2 separate regions of the Mus musculus genome follow, and region 2 is linked to region 1. A link is a loop called in an ENCODE intact Hi-C map of the cell type or tissue named here. Cell type or tissue: left cerebral cortex. All regions are shown on one strand. Region 1 overlaps Rhoj (ras homolog family member J). Region 2 has its middle 37 kb from the start of Kcnh5.

Region 1 (4,000 bases):
AATGAGGCATATTAGAGACACCAAAGAAATGAAAGAAAATACAAATATTTACTGATTAATATTTGATGGGTCATTACAATAGGAAATATGTATGTATATATTTATAAATCTAGACACTTATTTGACAATTAGAGCTGAAACAGCTTTCTATAACAAATACGCGAGAGATCATTATTCCTTGTTATATTCTTGTATATTTTCTATATATATCTACATTACATTGATATATAATATATATATTTATACATATATTATATTCTTAGCATTTGTATGAGGTAAACACTTACTACATTTATGTTCTTGTTCGGTTTTTTTTCCTAATTGTTTTTCCCCAAATCATCTGAAGTTAAACATGCAGTTCTATCTAAAGATGTTTCTCAGCAACACAGGATGCCCGGCTAGCCAGTTACATAAGGTCAGGAAAGAGTGAGAGATGCCAAAGAGCTGAGAGTACAAGGATACTTTCTCTCTCAGCAGGAGGGAGAGAGGAAAGATGGTAAGTGCCTTAATTTTGTAGCTCTTCTTCCATCCCTGACATATGCATAATACAAGTCTGCACCCCTGCCTCCAAGCCTCCAGGTCATTGTCTTAACCATGTTTCACGTTTAGAGCCCATGAATCTTAAAGCTTCTGGGTAGTACCCTTCCTATTGGTCTGCAGATCACCTGCTCTGTATTCCTCTTCTGCTCATCAATGTGGCTCCTTGGAGACCCTCAGGTGATTGACAGGTGATACATATGAGAAGGAGCTGTGTATTCCATGGAGACGAAGCAGAAGGGAGACTGGATCTGGGCTACTAGTTCATACATGCCCCTTTCTGGTCTTCAGATGTCAGGGAGGTTGGGACAAAATCCTATTACCAAGCCTGAGGAGAGCTGTAGGGCTCTGTGATGGGAGAAACTCCCCAGAGGTTTCTCATGTCCTCAGTAATGATTTGAGATGCGAAGGGACTCTGGCCATAAAAGGATGAAGATGAAACTGTAAACGAGTCTTCTTGTAGCTTGGAATGTCTCTGTCCCTTGGGCCATAGCTGGGATATGGCTCTTAAAATCTGAGAGCACCAGAAGGGGAGGCAATGGTAGGCATTGGAAGGATGGGAACAGCGGCTTTCTTGCTTGTTTACTTCAGTAGATTGTACCAACAGCTTGGATGATCGTAAATACCCAGGGTGGTATTTCTATGTGGGGACTTATGCTTGTCTTTGAGGTTTTGTAACTCACTTAGAAATGTACTTCTAGGTCCATGGAAACCCTTATTGTGTGTGGCTATGGGCTCACTGGTCCTCTGTGATAGCCTATGGGCGAGTGCCCCTCAGTCTGTTTTCTCCTCTCTGGTCCTGTTAATTGGTATCATCTCTTTGTATTTTTCCCTCTTCAGAGTCTATCCTGTTTCCCTATTCCCCTTACACAGAGGTGTTATAGCAATGATTAATAGCTGGCTGGACTGTGTATTCCTTGCAGGCAAAGATAAACCTCGAGGGTTTGGCTAGCGATGCGATTTTAAGTAGTGGGTATATATTGGATGAATGGGTAGATTAAATGTCCCTGCAGCCTCCAGAAGAGCATCTGTTTCAAGGGGGGAACCACAGCCAATGGGTGGAACTCGGTTAGGAATCTTAGGAGCTTCTGGTAGGTGGGAGGGAGTGTATCAAGCCCTGCAACTTTCCCAGCATGTAGGGAATCACAAGAAAAGGTGCCTGTGATACTTTCTGGCATGCATGCCAGGAAACACAGTTGTTGAATTGAAACTGATCAATTCTAGAAAACAAGGAAGGCCATTGAGCATTGGGTTGGGCATACTCCAAGACAGATAGTGATGGAGCGTTTGGTTAGCTCCCAGTGCTGGCAGCAGGGACTGCTCTGATCCAGCTTTGCAGGACATAAGGCAGCTATTGAAGTTATCAATCCTAGGGCCGAGGGTGCAGCCCAAGCCCTTAATCCCAGTGTCTGCAAGGGGGCTGGAACCACCTGCAACCCAACTACCATGGGTGGGAGCATCGTAGGAAATGGGTGGGAGCACCATGGGAGATGGGTGTGTGCACCATGGGAAATGGGTGGGTGCACAATGGGAGAAGGATTCGAGAGCTATAGTGACACTGCTCCCAAATCCGACTCCAGCCAAATGGCAGAGAGACAGACAGCAGACTGCTGGCTCATTATGTCCCAGATCCTAAACAAACAAACAAAGTAAAGAACGCAAAGGACCCTTGCCTGTATCTTTTGAGACAAATCCAAATTGCATCAAAGCAGTTTTTTTTTTTTTAAAAGAAGCTATCATATTGGTTTGACACATCAGCTGTCAGCAACAGTTCTCTCTATTACTCTGCAGTGTGTGATTGGATGTCCCAGCTAATCATGAAGTATAGTATTTCCAGCTGCCTGTTTTCCCAGTGTGATCTCACGGGCATGGGGAGGGGAGTAGCCTTACAGTTCAGAGAGCGCTGACCCACCTAAAAATAGAAGTGGCCAGAGGAATGCAGAGGATACACAAAAGAACACAGCATGAGAAGTCTGAAGAAAGGGTTTAAAATATCCCAGCCCTCATGCTCTTGGGATATTCAGGGGTCTAGAGGTCTTTGGGCATCATTATTTTAACTTCCTTCAGATGAGAGGCTCATCCATTGGTACCTCTGTGTAGAGTACAGCCCGAAGCTGGGGACTGATGATGAATATGTGTCTGTAAGGTAAAACCATTGAGAGTCATACCTATGGGCTCTGAAGGCTATATTCACACGGAGACTAGCCAAAACATAGTGCTGATAGATTTTTATAAGAAAAGGAAAAACAAATAGATGATATGCTAAAGAATCTAGAGGTTAGACATTAATGCTAAGGCTAGAAACTGCCCATAAACTAAGCCAGATCTGTTCTTAGCCAGGCATGGAGAAGTTCCTAATTTCTATGTTACAAATTACCTCATTGGTATCACGTCTTTGTTCTAACTGCACCTTCACATCTTCTGGGGAACTGAAGAAGGTGATGGGGAAGATGGGGGAAAGGAAGGTGGAGGCAGGGAGGGCTGATGGAGCAACACAGAAGTGTGAATTCCAGGCAGGAGGAACAACAAAACCTTAACCACTGAGCCCTTGGTAAACAATTAAATGGGAGGAGTCAGTGATGACTTTATTCATTTATTTTGTATGGTTGACTCAGTGTTTGGAAATATTCCTGCTCTCCTCTGCCAGAGCATCTCTGCAGCCAGTGATGGGAGCTAGCCAAGTACTCCGTCACTGTCTGACTTGGAGGGTGACCAAGCCAATGCTCCACATCGGATAATTTTATATCACGTCTTTGGGTTGGGCTGTTTGAATCCATCAGGGATTTGAGTTCACGGAATGGATAGGACTGGAAAGTTCTTTGTATTGATTTCAACCACATCTCAAAATCATATCCCCTGGCCTATCCAAAAATGATTACTAACTTGGAAGTTAAGATAATGGTGCCCAAAGACCTTTAGACCCTAATTTCACTAAATGGACTTGGCAGGTGTGATTAAATTAAAGGCTTTGAGTTGGGGAGGTTATTCTGGGTTACCTGGTGGGCTCTAGATAATCAGAAGCCTCCTTCCAAGATGCTAAGATGGATGTAGGAGAGTCAGTGAACAAGGAGATACAAGATCAGAAGCAGAGGTTGTGATGCAGGGAAGGAAGCAAAGAGCCATGTGTGCAGAGGGTCTCTAGGAAAGGCCAGGTAGAGTTCCTCCTCTGGAGCCTACAGGGATATGCTATTTTCTGGCTCTTTGCTTTTAGTCTATTGAGGTACCATTTAGATTTCTGATCTTCAGAATGGAAAAATAATGATTTTGTGGCACTTTGTTCACAGCAACCATTGACCACCGATATAGTATCGTATTTGTATCCTAGATGCAGTGAGTTTGTGTCATTTAATTAGCAGTGTTTGGATGCAGGAGCGGGGAAGTCATCATTTTTTCTTGACTTATGCATCCTTGTGAAGGGAATCACTGAAAGTTAAAAGACTCTTGGCCCAACTGCCCTCAGGGG
Region 2 (4,000 bases), 150 kb after region 1:
AGTTTGTGTGCACATACATATGTGCATGTGGGTACACATGTTATGACATGCATGTGGAGGTCAGAGAAGAACATGTAGGAGTCTAGGAGTCCGTTTTCTTCTTCTACTGTGTGAGTTTGGGGATTAAATTTTATGTTGCTGGGTGACAGGCATCTTTATCCACTGAGCATCTTGCTGGCCCATCAACTAATTTTTTCTTTCTTTCTTTCTCTCTCTCTCTTTCTTTCTTTCTTTCTTTCTTTCTTTCTTTCTTTCTTTCTTTCTTTCTTTCTTTCTTTCTTTCTTTCTTTCTTTTTGTGTGTGTGGCTGGATCTCTCCTTGAAGGTGGAACTCACTAACTCAGCTTGACTAGTTGGATAGCAAACCCATCTGTCTCCCCAGCATTGAGATTATTGGCACCTGCCACTGCATTTAGCTTTTTTGCATCAGTCCTCAATATTGAACTCAGTTCCTCTTGCTTGCAAGGAACATGCTTTAATGATGGAATCGTCTCCTTAGCCACATCAATTATACTTTTGTGTTTATATTTAAGTGTTTATTCTATGATTATTTTAAAAAGAGACCAGTGCATATGTCTTATATCCCATCTAGGCTTCTGAGTACATTTGGGAGATTACACAGGGAGTGAGATGTTATCTGGACTTTCACTGTCTGAGATGGACCATGTGGGATGTTGTCTGTATCAGCTTGGTCAGATTCATTAACTCCTTGCACTGTCACCTCTTCATCTGTAAAAGGGGAATTGTGGACTCCAGACTACAAGAGAGGGTATCCAGAAGGTTAAAAAGACCATGGATATGAAAGTTGGGTTTTAAGATATGATGTCAAATGTGGACATGTACAGTTTTAATGTATAACAAAACAACTGTATCAAACAAATGCTGAGAGCTCCTGTGTTTACCATATCTCTAATAAGACACACTAGAATCGGTTTTCATTACTAGGGTTTGCATCCTCGTGCATTTTAGGCAAGTACTCTACCAGAGACTCACACCCTTAAATGCTCTTCTCAGTGGTTTATTTTGAGACTATATCTTACTAAGTTGCCCAGGCAGGCCTTGAACTTGTGATCCTCTCACCTCAACTTCCAGGCCTGTCTACTCCACGAAGTCCAGACTTATTTTTGTATCAAGATTCATCATAATCAAAGCCCCTGTTTCTTTCTAAATTTAACTTTTACAAGTTAACCTTCTTCCTTCTTCTTTGGGATTAATTGATGAATGGACTGAGGGAGAAGAAATGTAGACAATCATTTGCCCAGTCTCTGCTGTCTGAGTCCTTCATTGAAAATAGCTTTTAAAGTATTGACCTTCATGTTAGTTAGTTCATTAATTATGTGTAAAATGTATCTGACTAGCTTGGTTTATCCTAGCATCGAGATTCCAGCTTGGATCTGAGATACTAAGACTACTGGCCATTACCCAGATTCACTTCACATCCATCTTTGTGGCTCAGCCCTCCAGCTATCTGGGGTTTGGGTATACCCCATCATGGTTAAGTCTTTATTTTTGGTTCCTCTGGTCCTTTTATGTCCCACATTCTCCTTTCCCTAAGGCTGGACTTCCAAGGGAAGGCACATGGAACCGGTGTCAATGGTCTAGAAGGTTTGATTTCATTCATTCTTTGATTTATTAGCAGGAGCAATGGCCTTTAAAAAGACATCTATACTGCTCTGTTTTTATTCAGTTGATATCACCGTTTTCAGGAGTGCATTCTATGACTCCTGTGTGCAGTTGTGGTTTAAACTTGAGAAGGCTGGGAAGGAGGCTGGGGCGGTGGGCTTTTGTAATAACAGAGGTTGCATCTATCTGAGTTGGTTTATGTTCGCCCTATCTAGAGTGTACCACAATTCACATGAACCTGGAGACACTGCTTGGACTAATGATTGATTGGGTCCTCTGAACTGACTGAAAAATGAAACACCTCCCAGGACCAACATACTCTATCTTCCATATTGGGACTTCACAGAAAGGCTTCTCTTTAATCTCTTTGTGGGTGATATTGAAAGAGAAATTCCTTGTGTTCCTGCTTGCATTTAAGAGATGTATATACTGCAAGTGTCAAGTTGATGAAAAACCACCTCTTTAAATACATGTCTTAAAGCGAAATACCTCAGAGACAAATTCTTAAGAAAGATGCATTTCAAACTGAAACTTATAATTCATTTTCACAGCAAAAGAGCCAGGGGTTATTTCCATGCCACATCATTTTATTTTGTGCTTCTAAACATTCTCTGTGTCTTCCCAGACACCTGCTATATGTCTTTGCCTTCATCTGCTTTTCAATGTCTTTTTTTTGTGTGTGTGCAAATGCCAGCAGGTGGTCTACCTATTGTAAAAAACATCCCTGCCTTTGTGAGTGTCTAGAATTTCTTCCCCTTAGATGAAGGGTCTAACATTTATAGTGTGCCTGCTGTGTACAGGTGCTATGTTTGGTGATTTATTGATGTTTTTGGGTCTGACCTGTACTGTGATATTATGAGGTAATGCACTCTCATCTTCATCCTGCAAATGAAAAAAAAAAACACCCCATCAACATCAACAAAAAACAAACAAACAAACAAACTAACAACAACAAAACCATCAAAGCACGTAAAGCGAATCTAATAGGAAGCTTAGAACCTTATATATTCACAGTAAGTAGAACAGTAGGTGACAAGACTTAGCTTTGAATTTACATGTTGGGCTAAAGAAATGTAGAATAAACCAAAGAGCTTGTTTTTTCCTCTGCTTTCTAACAGCCACTGTAGAAAACTCCTGAGATGAGGTATGGGTGGGCTTTCCTGCACATGCCAAGCGGTTCTTGAGAAGGTTCGCCAACAGACATCTGGAGGTCTTCCAGGAGTCATGTTCTGACACAGTTCATCTGGAGACCATACCCAATTCTGTAGGCTTGGATTCTACAGGTTTGGATTCTAAAGGCTGCCCTCACCTCAGAAGCCATTTGTAAGCACAGGTTTTAGCAGTCTAGGTTTTGTATGTGTCTCAAATAGGTCACAGAGATATTGTGGGAATAAAATAAACAAAGCATTTGAAAGTGATTTATTACATCTTCCATTTTTGTATTTACTGAAAGAAATCAATATGTTGAACAGTGCTGGCTACACCGGGGTTCAGAACTATGGGAAGTTTCTTTTGAAAGAAGCTTAGAGTCTAGTTTAGAGGGACTACTGTATTTCACAGAAGCCCCTGACCTAAAGTCCCTACAGCCTGTTCACATTTGTTGTCAAGAACTGGCAGATGTGGTTGAAGCATCAGCTAGTAAGTGAACTTATTTTGGTAAAGGAACTGATTTTCAAGGTCTTGCTCATCTTGGGTTTATCATGAAGAGATCTGGGAAAAGACTAAGGCAACTAGCCATGAAATGAGGTCACTTTAGAGACTTGAAGGAACTCTTTGTGTCTTCATGGTAGTCATATTCTCCCAGCCCATGGTGTTTTGTTCCTATCTGAGGGTAGTTTTGCATGTATGTGTGTGTGTGTGTGTGTGTGATTGCATATGTGTAGGCACATGTGTAGGTGCTGGTGCACATACATATATGTGCATGTGTATGTGATGCAAGTCTCTTCTTCCATTGCTCTCCACTTTGTTTACAGAGTTAAGGTCTCTTGCTGAACCTGTGGTTCCCTGTCTAAAGTATTTTGTCTCCTTGTACCTCCATTCCAAAGCCCACTGTGGTCTTTATAAGATTTCATGGTTACGTCCCAGCTCCCGCTTTCACCAGCCGCTTCATTATCCTAATTCTACCTCGTGTGAATTTATAGCAGTCAGTTGGGATCAACTCCTCTCTTTGCTCCAGGCTAGACAAAAATCTCTGAGCAAAGTATGGGATGATGCTCCTGCACCAGGTACACACTCTGTCCTATCAATTTTGGGCAGGTGTGCAGCCTGGAAGGTGGATAGAGACCCGGAAGGATGTAAGGTGACTGGTTAGGCTTCAGCATGAAGTGATTTGGAGCATGAATAATTTATGAATGGACCTGAGGTAGATCAGGTTGTGA

The links. Hi-C counts contacts between places; a loop is a spot of excess contacts. Peaks named below come from ENCODE experiments on the same cell type or tissue, not always from the same donor. Only the 100,000 strongest peaks of a DNase experiment are listed, where the experiment ranks them.
Region 2: it touches region 1 in a loop (2.0-fold over the local background); 2 of 42 quality-filtered maps call a loop at or near these places.

Annotation. Positions count from the first base shown.
Region 1 is chr12:75,358,108-75,362,107 of GRCm38, reverse strand. All of the region lies in intron 1 of Rhoj (ras homolog family member J), which reads right to left. Among named protein-coding and RNA genes, the nearest start is that of Rhoj, 52 kb to the right of the region's middle. In left cerebral cortex, no CTCF peak of the experiment used is centred here; DNase peaks (open chromatin) are centred at 1,707 and 3,194.
Region 2 is chr12:75,212,704-75,216,703 of GRCm38, reverse strand. No RefSeq gene overlaps it. Among named protein-coding and RNA genes, the nearest start is that of Kcnh5, 37 kb to the right of the region's middle. In left cerebral cortex, no CTCF peak of the experiment used is centred here; no DNase peak of the experiment used is centred here.